Linked DNA regions of Homo sapiens: region 1 is linked to region 2. The links are chromatin contacts, found by POLR2A ChIA-PET in ENCODE. All regions are on one chromosome and are shown on one strand. The core of a region is the stretch at or near the end of the contact, and the rest is flanking DNA. Distances in the headings are between cores, read along the strand shown.

Region 1 (5,124 bases), core at 2,181-4,680, about 67 Mb before region 2:
GAATCATATAGTAAACCAAATTCTAAAGATACATTTCACTTAATCTTCAGCCTCCAAAAATATGCATCCTTATATCTACATATAGAGTTTGTATCTTTTAGTTAAAACACAGATTTCTGTATTTAAATATTTTTACAAAAAAATCAAAATATCTGAAGTTTAAAGAAGTCTTCCAGAAATATTAAATGATACAACAAATATTGAAAATGAGCATATTTTTAAGGCAAATATAACTATAATTTATCCACCTGTATAATAAAGAATTTCAAGTTTATTCACCCATCCTCCATAATTCATACAGGTAAGCCAAAGCAATAACTATACCAATCACTACTCGGAAGCCATCTTTGGAAACATTCCACATAGAATTCCAGTTTATGTCTCTCTGATGTGGAAAGAGAAAAGTCATTCTTCCCTGACCCAAGTCACAGAAAAAAGAGTAACATTTTAAAGGCGTAATTCCAGCAAGTGTGACAAAGGAATTTGTAATTTTCATGTTTCTATTTAAACATGAAATGTTTCAAATTTCCAACTGGCTTGTAGTTCAGAAGTTGATGCATGACCTTTTACTTGCTACAACTACCAGAAAAACAGCTCTGATGAACTTTCTGAATACGGTAGTTTAAAAACTAAAAAAAAAAGATCTAGCTGCAAACTATTAATGTATATTTTAATATCACTCTTTAATCCATAATAATTTATGAGAAAATTTTTTGAACTTAAAAATTATATTAATAATGAGCGATCAGAAAACAAATGTCAACTTTTAATGTAGCTGTTTCCTCAAAAACTGAAGGGGGAATGTGGGGATGGTTAATGGATATAAAAAAACAGAATGAATACGATCCAGTATTTCATAGCACAACAGGGTGACCATACTCAATAAATTTAATTGCACATTTTAAAATAACTAAGAGTATAATTGGATATTTGTATCACAAAGGGTAGATGCTTGAGATGATGGGATACCTCATTTACTCTAATGTGACTATTATGCATTGTATGCCTGTATCAATATCTCATATAACCCATAAAAACCTACTATGTACCCATAACAATTAAAAACTAAAAATAAAACTGAACAAGCACCTTGGGAAAATGCAGTACCCTTAAAGACATGTCCATAATTTGAAACTGGGATTTCAATATTGTTTTATATGTTGGCTTTATATTAAATTTCAGACATTTGAAAGTTACAAACCTTAGACAAAACTTTTATTCAGTTTTGTGTTTATTTTTGTCTATTTTTCAAATGTGTATTTATAATTACATAAAAAGTTTACAATATACTTTATGTCCAAATAAAGACAAAAGGCTTATCATACTCAGTCTAAGTTCCATATGTGGCGAATGGTCATTTGCATACTTTATTCCTAAAATTCTTTTCACTGTCACACAGCAAAACATCAACACTTGATAAATTCAAATTATAAATATAACCTTACTGAATGTTACAAATTGGATGCAATAGCTAAGTCTCTTCAAGTACACAGTAACAGTTCTACAGTCCACAGCATGGAGGATGAGGGTAAAGATTAGTAAGTACACTAATAAATTGAGGTCTTTAAAATTAAAACTATTTTTCAGTGGTGTTGCTGCATTTAGTTACAAAAACACTTGGTTACACAAATGTACCTTAGGATTCTGAAAACCGTAACAAAAAGCTTTTGATATAGTAGTCCCTCTTGAGTAGAAACTAGACGCACTCGGTATCTAAGAAAAGTATACGAAATGGCACAGGTGTAAGCCTAGACACTGCTGGTAGTTATCACGCTGGAGGCAAATACTATACAGTCCACATCTGCAACCTAATTTTGCTTCAGCATCCCCAGAGACTTCGAAAATATTTCTTTGGGTAGGTTGCAAAACAGTGCTTCCTCTTTTATTCTCATCACCCCCATTACGATACAAAGCAACAGACAAGAAAAATCAAACTGCCAACTGTAAGGGCTTAAACACACACACAAAGCATCTTCTTTCTAGCTCCCGAATCGGTATTTATTCCACCTGTTTGTAAATCCATAATTCCACAATAACACAAACTGCCTGCTTAAAGAAAGGAAGGAAGAAAAGAAAAAGAAAGAAAAGAAATAAAGAGAAAGGCAAGTTAATGCTTTGGAGTCATTACTCTTCCACCTAGGCATGGGGGGAGGGGGATGGTACAAAAACAATGGATATTGAGGTGCTGGGGGAAAAATCGTCTTGCCCCAAAGCCTCTTGTGTTATGAGCCTGGGGAAGTCGGGGAAGAGTGAGACTACTTTTCCTCTCTCCCTAAAAGCTGTGCTATCACGGGGAGAGGTTGCCATCGGGCATGTTCTACGAGGCGGTCTCGAAGGGCTACAACTCGCTTCGCTAGGCAACACACCCAGAGCCGATCCAGCACTCTTCACTCAAGGGTTTTTAGGGAGAGGAGAACGGGAGAGCAAGGTGGACTCCAGGGAGGGGGCGAGAAGAGACCCCACCCTGTATGACCGCCGCTGCGCCCGGGCCCTCGCCAACGATTTACACGACTCGGGGCGCCCTGCGGACTGGGCCCGGGGGCCCAGGGAGCCGAGAGGAGAGAGACTGTCCGCCGGGGGCCCCCGGCCCGCGCCCTCGCGCCGGCTCGCCGTCGCCCAGGCGCTGTCCGGGCCGCCCGCCGCCGCCGCCGCAGGCCCGGCCCCGGCCGCTGTCACACCCGACCGCCTTCCTCTCCGCGCCGGGCTGCAGGCTCCCACGCGAGCCGGCTCCAAGGGCCCCGCACTCCCGGAGACAGCAACCAGGAAAGCGGCGGCGGCGGCGCCTCCCAGGGCCCCGGCCCCTCGGGCCTCGCCCCGGCGCTGCCGGCTCGCGCCTGTCAGGGCGCACGGGGCCTCCCCCTACCGACAGCCAGCCCGACTGCCCGACGGACAGGAAGGCAGGCAGGAAGAACCGACCAACAGACACCCTCCGCCTCATCGGCCCCGAGTTACCGTCAGGAGCCCCGACTCCGCCATCCTCCTCGCTCGCCCTCCTTCCTCCTCTTCCTCCTCCTCCTAAGAAGCGACGCTGCCCAACCGCCGCCCCCCGCCCGCCCCTCCCCCACTCGCCCCGCCCCGCCCGCCCCGCCACTACTCTCGCTCCAGCCTCCCCGCCCCACCCCTCTGCCGTGGGCCCGTCACTCGCTAGGCAAGAAAAATGGGCGGAACCGGGGCAAGAGAAGCTGCCCAATCAGAGACGGGCAGTGCCGCCAGCTTCTCTCTCTCCGCCCTTGTCCTTTCCTCAGTTCCTCTACGCCGTCTCCCGCCCACTGGGCGCCTCTGGCTAGCCGGGCTACAGAGTAAGCCTCCAGCAGGGTAGAGTGACAACTCCCCGATCGGAAGTTACTGTTGAAGCTAAGGCGGCCATAACTGATAATGGCAAAAGGAGATTCCTGGCTTCCTGTTTCCAGGGTGACGTAGATTTTTTTCCTTCGCCAGTCTCACCGTTACCCGGGGCAACAGCTGAGCCGTCTGGGAAGGGATGCATCTGTAAGTAAGCCCAAAGAGGTACCGTGGGTGACCACACATCCCATGTTAGACAAGTTAATTCATACTCCGGATTACACGTCCAGTTTCCTGGCCCTTATTTTACTGAGACGTCTGGTCACTTACGGAGATGGACAACAGTTTAGGGCTCCGAAATTCCCTCTCCTGCCCGGAAGTTGCATTTGGCACTTCCGAATTGGGTCATGGCGGAAGGGTGTTAATAGCCTGGCCGCCCGTGCCCCAGGGAATGCTTATTTTTGACCTTAGTTGCAAAGTGAGGTGAGTCCGTGGACCCCAACCAGTGGGCCGGACCCGGGCCGGACGGTCCCTGTGGGACAGAGCGCTGAAATGGCGAGCGGGGCTCAGGGCCGCTTCCGTTGGAAGGCGGTTTTTTTCCGGGCTGGCCTGGCGGCGGCCCGCCCCCGTGAGGCTCCCTGTGGGGTGAGGCCGCTCTACAGGCCGCCCTAACCCAGCCAGAGGCAGCCCGGCCGGGAGGACCCCAGCGGGGAATGGGCGGGGACCTCGGGGCGGAGCTCCTAACTCCGGCAAAACGGAGCTCTTGACCACGCCTCCGCAAGTTCCTATTAAGTACTTTCACTCCTTGGCCTTTGGAGGGAGGAGAATTCGGGAACTTCAGAAAATCATTTTCCACCTTCACCTATAAAAGGAAAAGATGAGCCCCTACCACCAGGGCAGGACCTCAATCTTTTTCCCCTGCCACCTGCCTTCCCATTCTGATTTTTCCCCCCTTTCCGCGTCTCTCCTTTGAGTCTTTGTAAGCTTTGACTGCGGTTCTGGTGGTGGGATTCCTGCAGGTCTACAGTTTCTTAAACAACGTGTTGAAGATTTTTGAAAATACTGTATTGCTTTTATATGGCCCTTTACAAAGTTATCATACATTATCTTGTAGTTTCTTCTGTATGCTTGAGTCAAGAACTCTAAGTCATCTTGGTAATACCGGGTTGGATGCTTAAAGCTGCAGCAAAAAGACCAGAACTTTCAGGTAAAATTGAAAATGGTTAATATCCAGCCAGTCAACAATACAGATGCAAACCTACCTTCTCGACTTAATTTCTGCTTCCTTAGTACTTACACGCCAGCCAAAATGAACTACTCTTGTTTCTTTGCTGTTAATTACTGAAATCTGTTGTAGCAGTCACCTTTTGTGATTCTGTATCTGATTCTGTTACCCGTGGAGATGTGTTTCCAGATTCTTCCCAGCAGGAAGTAATTTCCTCTGAGTTTAGCATTTTTTGTACATCTTTTATGACAATCAGTATGTTATATATATATAATAGCGCTTATGTTTTTAGCTTCACTACCATGTCTGCACCTAAATAGAATGGTTTGTATCAGATTCGTCTTCCCGTCATTTTCACCATGCACATGATATTATTTTGGTAAATACTTACTGAAAGTTTGAATATATCGGGTGTCTCTTGGATGCCCAAGACACTTCCAGCCAAGTTTTAGAGACCTTCAATTTATCAGAAATTCAGCTGAGCGCCTGCTACTCAATCTTTGTTTTACGTTTCCCCTGTGAAGTCTTTCTGACATGATTTTTTTCCCCAGTGTTTTATTATGAAAGTGTTCATATATTTAAAAGCTGAAAGAAATAATTTAATGAATATTCATGTA
Region 2 (4,757 bases), core at 704-3,203:
TTCACCATATTGGCCAGGCTGGTCTCAAACTCCTGACCCTCTGATCCACCCACCTCGACCTCCCAAAGTGCTGGGACTACAGGCGTGAGACACCGCGCCCGGCCTGCCCAGCTAATTTTTGTATTCTTTATTTTATTTTATTTTTTGTGGAAACAGGATCTCGCTATGTTGCTCAGGCTGGTCTGGAACTCCTGGACTCAAGCAATCCTCCCACCTTGGCCTCCCAAAGTGCTGGGATTACCAGCATGAGCCGCTGCATCCAGCCAAGATTTTCTTCCTAAGGCTGAATGATATTCTATTGTATATGACACATTTTGTTTATCCATCTATCAATGGACACTGGGGTTACCTCTCCCTTTTGACTATTGCAAATAATGCTGCTATGAACATGACTGTACAAGTAACTGAGTCCCCGCTTTCATTTCTCTTGGATTCAGACCCAGAAGTGGTACTGCTGGATCATATGGCAATTCTATTTGTTAATTTTTTGAGGGAACTGCCATACTGTTTTCCATAGCTGCTGTACCATTTTACATTCTTACCAACAATACACAAGGGTATATTTCTTAATATATGGGGGCTGGGTGCAGTGGCTCACGCCTGTAATCCCAGCACTTTGGGGGGCTGAGGCAGGTGGATCACCTGAGGTCAATAATTCGAGACCAGCCTGGCCAACAAGGCAAAACCCTGTCTCTACTAAAAATACAAAAATTAGCCGGGTGTGGTGGCACGTGCCTGTAACCCTCGTCACTTGGGAGGCTGAGGCAGGAGAATTGCTTGAAGCCAGGAGGTGGAGGTTTCAGTGAGCCAAAATCACGCCACTGCACTCCAGCCTGGGCGACAGAGGGAGACTCCACCTCAAAATATATATATATATGGAACCTAAGACAAAAGCCTGCACTCACCCCTAATCTGCTAAATTCAAGTTCTCTCCATGATGAGGTTTCAAAAGGAATTAGTGCAAAATGTATTTAAGGATATGACCAGAAAGGAGAAAGAAAAAACAAATGGCTATTACACACACAGCAGAAAAGTAACACTAGGAGGCAAAGGAACTCAATGAAGAAATATTTCGGTGGCAGGCGGTGGTTCAGCCTGTAATCCCCGCACTTTGGAAAGCTAAAGCAGGAGAATCACTTGAGCCCAGGAGTTCAAGACCAGCCTGAGCAACATAGTGATACCCCTGTTTCTATTTATAAATAAATAAATAAATAAATATTTCCAACCAAAGAATACAAACTTAGTAAAGCTAATGAAGGAAGAACACAGTGAAGAGCTGCCGATGTAAGAGAAAAAAAGAAAATTTCCGGAGGAAAAAAGTTCAAAGATTTGCAACTATTTCCTCAGAAGGAACTGGGAAAAGGGAGTTTTGAGTAATAAGGCCTTGTGCAAGTTTCTGACTCTTAAGGATGTGAATGTACTGCCTTAAAAAATAAACTAAAAAGAGCCTCTTTTCTCACCACAACTCAACAATCATGAAGGTATCCTTGCAAGTGTGTGTAGACCTCTCATGCCTCCTAGGTCCAGGGTCACTCGTCCAGGACTCTCCCAATATCCCTGCCCAGAGGAAGCGCTTCCTCAGACTCGGTTCCTTCTGGTTGCCCTTGTCTCGCTTCTCTAGGGTGGGCTGGCCGCTCCCGCACTGGGGTCAAAGATCCTCCGGGTTCTCTCTGCCACGACTCGCCCTGATCCCAAATCCCAGCCCCACGGTCCCCACCCCCAGCGGGCCCAGTCCCCGCTCGATCCTGGGTGTGCGGCCCTCGACCTCAGACCCGGCCCCTGCCCGCCGGCCGCCCCTCACCTCGGCCTCGGAGGCTCCACGCTCCCCCTCTCACAGCCCGCACCTCGGCGGTCTCTCGGAGGAGGGAGGAACCCGAGGTACCTGGTAGTCGTAGCTGAGGAACTTACAGGCTTGTTGACCATCTCACCATGGAAACTGCCGCAGCGCTCCCTGGGCGGGGCCGCCGAGGGGCGGGGCCTGCGCGAATCCCGGGCGCCCGCCAGTCCAGCGCTCCCTGCGCTTCCGGAAGCCTTGCTGCTCCCGCGTGCCTAGCGGGGGCTCGGCCCTATGCCACGGGCATCCCACCCTGCTACCAGCTGCCCTCTTGTCCGCTGGCCGGACTCTTACCCCAGCCTTCTTCAGGAAGACACGGCGCAGTCCGGCTTCCCCACGAAAGCGAAGGTCGCTGGGACCGCGGCTGGGCGTCCGGGGGCGGGGCCGCGACGCCATTGTGACGCGCTCGGAGCAGGGCTGGGCCGAGGACCCCGGGCGCTGGAGGGCAGGCCCTAGCCACTGCTCCTGAGGCCCTGGAGGCAGCTGACGCTTGAGGCCGCTGGGCGCCGCAACGTGAGCCCAAAGGACGCCCCGCTTCAAGACTGGCGCAAGAGGAAAAAATGAAGGTCGTTTTCTGCGGAGGATGTTAGGAGAACGAGAACTGCGGGCCAGAGAACTGACCTAGCTTAAGGAGCGCAGGCAGCCTCTGCCGCCGGCTCTTGGGGAGACACGGAGAGGATGGGGTCCCCGCTCCGCATCAGGTCCTCTGACGCACCCCGGCTTTCCAGGAGGTAGGACTGGCCACAGGCCTCCTTCCCAGGGACAAAGTGCAAAGCAGAGGCTGTCAGCAGCGTGACCTTCGCTGCAGGAGAAATACGCGTCCAGTTCGTTTTCGTCAGAGTTCTGCTACATCAGGCCTGCCGTATTTGCTGTACACAAATCAGCCAACTTCCCAGGCCTGGGTGCGGAGGTATTTGTTAAGCACATGCACACAGTTGGAATTAGCAGCCTCAGGGATCAAAAGTTGTCCTTTTTTTTTTTTTTTTTTTTGGAGACGAAGTTTCGCTCTTGTTGCCCAGGCTGGAGTGCAGTGGCGCGATCTTGGCTCACTGCAACCTCCGCCTCCCGAGTTCAAGTGATTCTCCTACCTCAGGCTCCCGAGTAGCTGGGATTACAGTCGTCCGCCACCACGCCCGGTTAATTTTTTTTGTTTTTAGTAGAGATGGGGTTTCACCATTTTGGCCAGGCTGGTGTCGAACTCTTTTTTTTTTTTTTTTTTTTTTTTTTTGAGACGGAGTCTCGCTCTGTCACCCAGGGTGGAGTGCAGTGGCGCGATCTCAGCTCACTGCAAGCTCCGCCTCCCAGGGTCACGCCATTGTCTTGCCTCAGCCTCCCGAGTAGCTGGGACTACAGGCGCCCGCCACCACGCCCGGCTAATTTTTTGTATTTTTAGTAGAGACGGGGTTTCACCGTGTTAGCCAGGTTGGTCTTGATCTCCTGACCTCGTGATCCGCCCGTCTCGGCCTCCCAAAGTGCTGGGATTACAGGCATGAGCCACCGTGCCCGGCCTGGTGTCGAACTCTTGACCTCAGGTGATCCACTGGCCTCGGCCTCCCAAAGTGGTAGGATTACAGGCGTGAGCCACCGCGCCCCTGCCCAAGAGTTGTCATTTCTGTAGCAAAGCAGCTAAGCAATATTCTTTTGCCTGCCACCTAAATGTGATTAGGTGCAGCATCATTAAGAAAAAAAATAAAAAGCCCGGGCGTGGTGGCTTACGCCTGTAATCCTAACACATTGGGAGGCCAAGGCGGGTGGATCACCTGAGATCAGGAGTTTAAGATCAGTCTGGCCTACATGGTGAAACTCCAACTCTACTAAAAATTCAAAATTAGCTGGGTGTGGTGGCACATGCCTGTGATCCCAGTTATTCGGGAGGCTGAGGCAGGAGAATAGCTTGCACCCGGGAGGCAGAGGTTGCTGTGAGCCGAGATCTCGCCATTGCACTCCAGCCTGGGCAACAAGAGCGAGACTCTGTCCCAAAAAAAAAAAAAAAAAAAAAAAAAAGCCCTGAGACCCACGGTAGCTGGCCTGGATTACTTGATGAACATAAACAGGTTCACAGAAAATTGATATCAGACGAGTTCTTTCTGTGACTGAGGGAAGGAGAAAATAATTCCGATCAGTGATCTTGCCTGCATAAATAAAAACTGGCACTGCGCAACCACACACACAGAAGAATAAACATCCCTTCTTCAGCTAGCATGAGTAATTACTGCTTTTTCTCCAATGACAGCTTTAGCTCCTCTCTATTCCTCCTGCTTTCTGGATTTAAAAAAAATTTTTTTTTTTTTTTTTTGAGAAGGAGTCTTGCTCTGTCGCCCAGGCTGGAGTGAAGTAGCACAATTTCGGCTCACTGCAACCTCTGCCTCCCAGGTTCAAGCAATTCTCCTGTCTCAGCCTCTCGAATAGCTGGGATTACAGGCACCTGCCACCTAGTAGAGATGGGGTTTCACCAGGTTGGCCAGGCTGGTCTCAAACTCCTGACCTCAAGTGATCGCCTGCCTCGGCCTCCCAGAGTGCTGGGATTACAGGCATGAGCCACCGCGCCCCACCTAAAATTGTTGAAATAATCTTTGAGTGGCCGGGCGCGGTGGCTCACGCCTGTAATCCCAGCACTTTGGGAGGCCGAGGCGGGCGGATCACGAGGTCAGGAAATCGAGACCATCCTGGCTAACACGGTGAAACCCCGTCTCTACTAAAAATACAAAAAATTAGCCGGGCGAGGTGGCGGGCGCCTGTAGTCCCAGCTACTCGGGAGGCTGAGGCAGGAGAATGGCGTGAACCCCGCGGGGCGGAGCCTGCAGTGAGCCGAGATCGCGCCACTGCACTCCAGCTTGGGTGAAAAAGCGAGACTCCATCTCAAAAAAAAAAATAATAATAATCTTTGAGTTGCCCCTGTTAGTACAGCACCAATCCAAAACAC

Evidence for each region. ChIA-PET counts read pairs that join two places held with the same protein, here RNA polymerase II (POLR2A).
Region 1: POLR2A ChIA-PET joins it to region 2 with 11 read pairs in A549. The contact joins the promoter of BBIP1 here to the promoter of ZNF487 in region 2. POLR2A ChIA-PET finds 5 or more read pairs at or near these places in 2 of 52 experiments (A549 and activated CD4-positive, alpha-beta T cell).

The regions. Positions count from the first base shown.
Region 1 is chr10:110,917,486-110,922,609 of GRCh38, reverse strand. It overlaps BBIP1 (BBSome interacting protein 1), which reads left to right and starts at 3,430. Exons shown (of 4, transcript NM_001195305.3): 1 at 3,430-3,489; 2 at 4,397-4,489. The coding sequence starts at 4,453. It overlaps SHOC2 (SHOC2 leucine rich repeat scaffold protein), which reads right to left and starts at 3,006. Exons shown (of 9, transcript NM_007373.4): 1 at 2,953-3,006. RefSeq lists silencers at 2,547-2,636, 2,647-3,086, 3,937-4,096 and enhancers at 3,307-3,356, 3,377-3,576, 3,266-3,805.
Region 2 is chr10:43,434,307-43,439,063 of GRCh38, reverse strand. It overlaps ZNF487 (zinc finger protein 487), which reads right to left and starts at 1,953. Exons shown (of 4, transcript NM_001355444.3): 1 at 1,802-1,953. RefSeq lists a silencer at 1,669-2,328 and an enhancer at 2,429-2,498.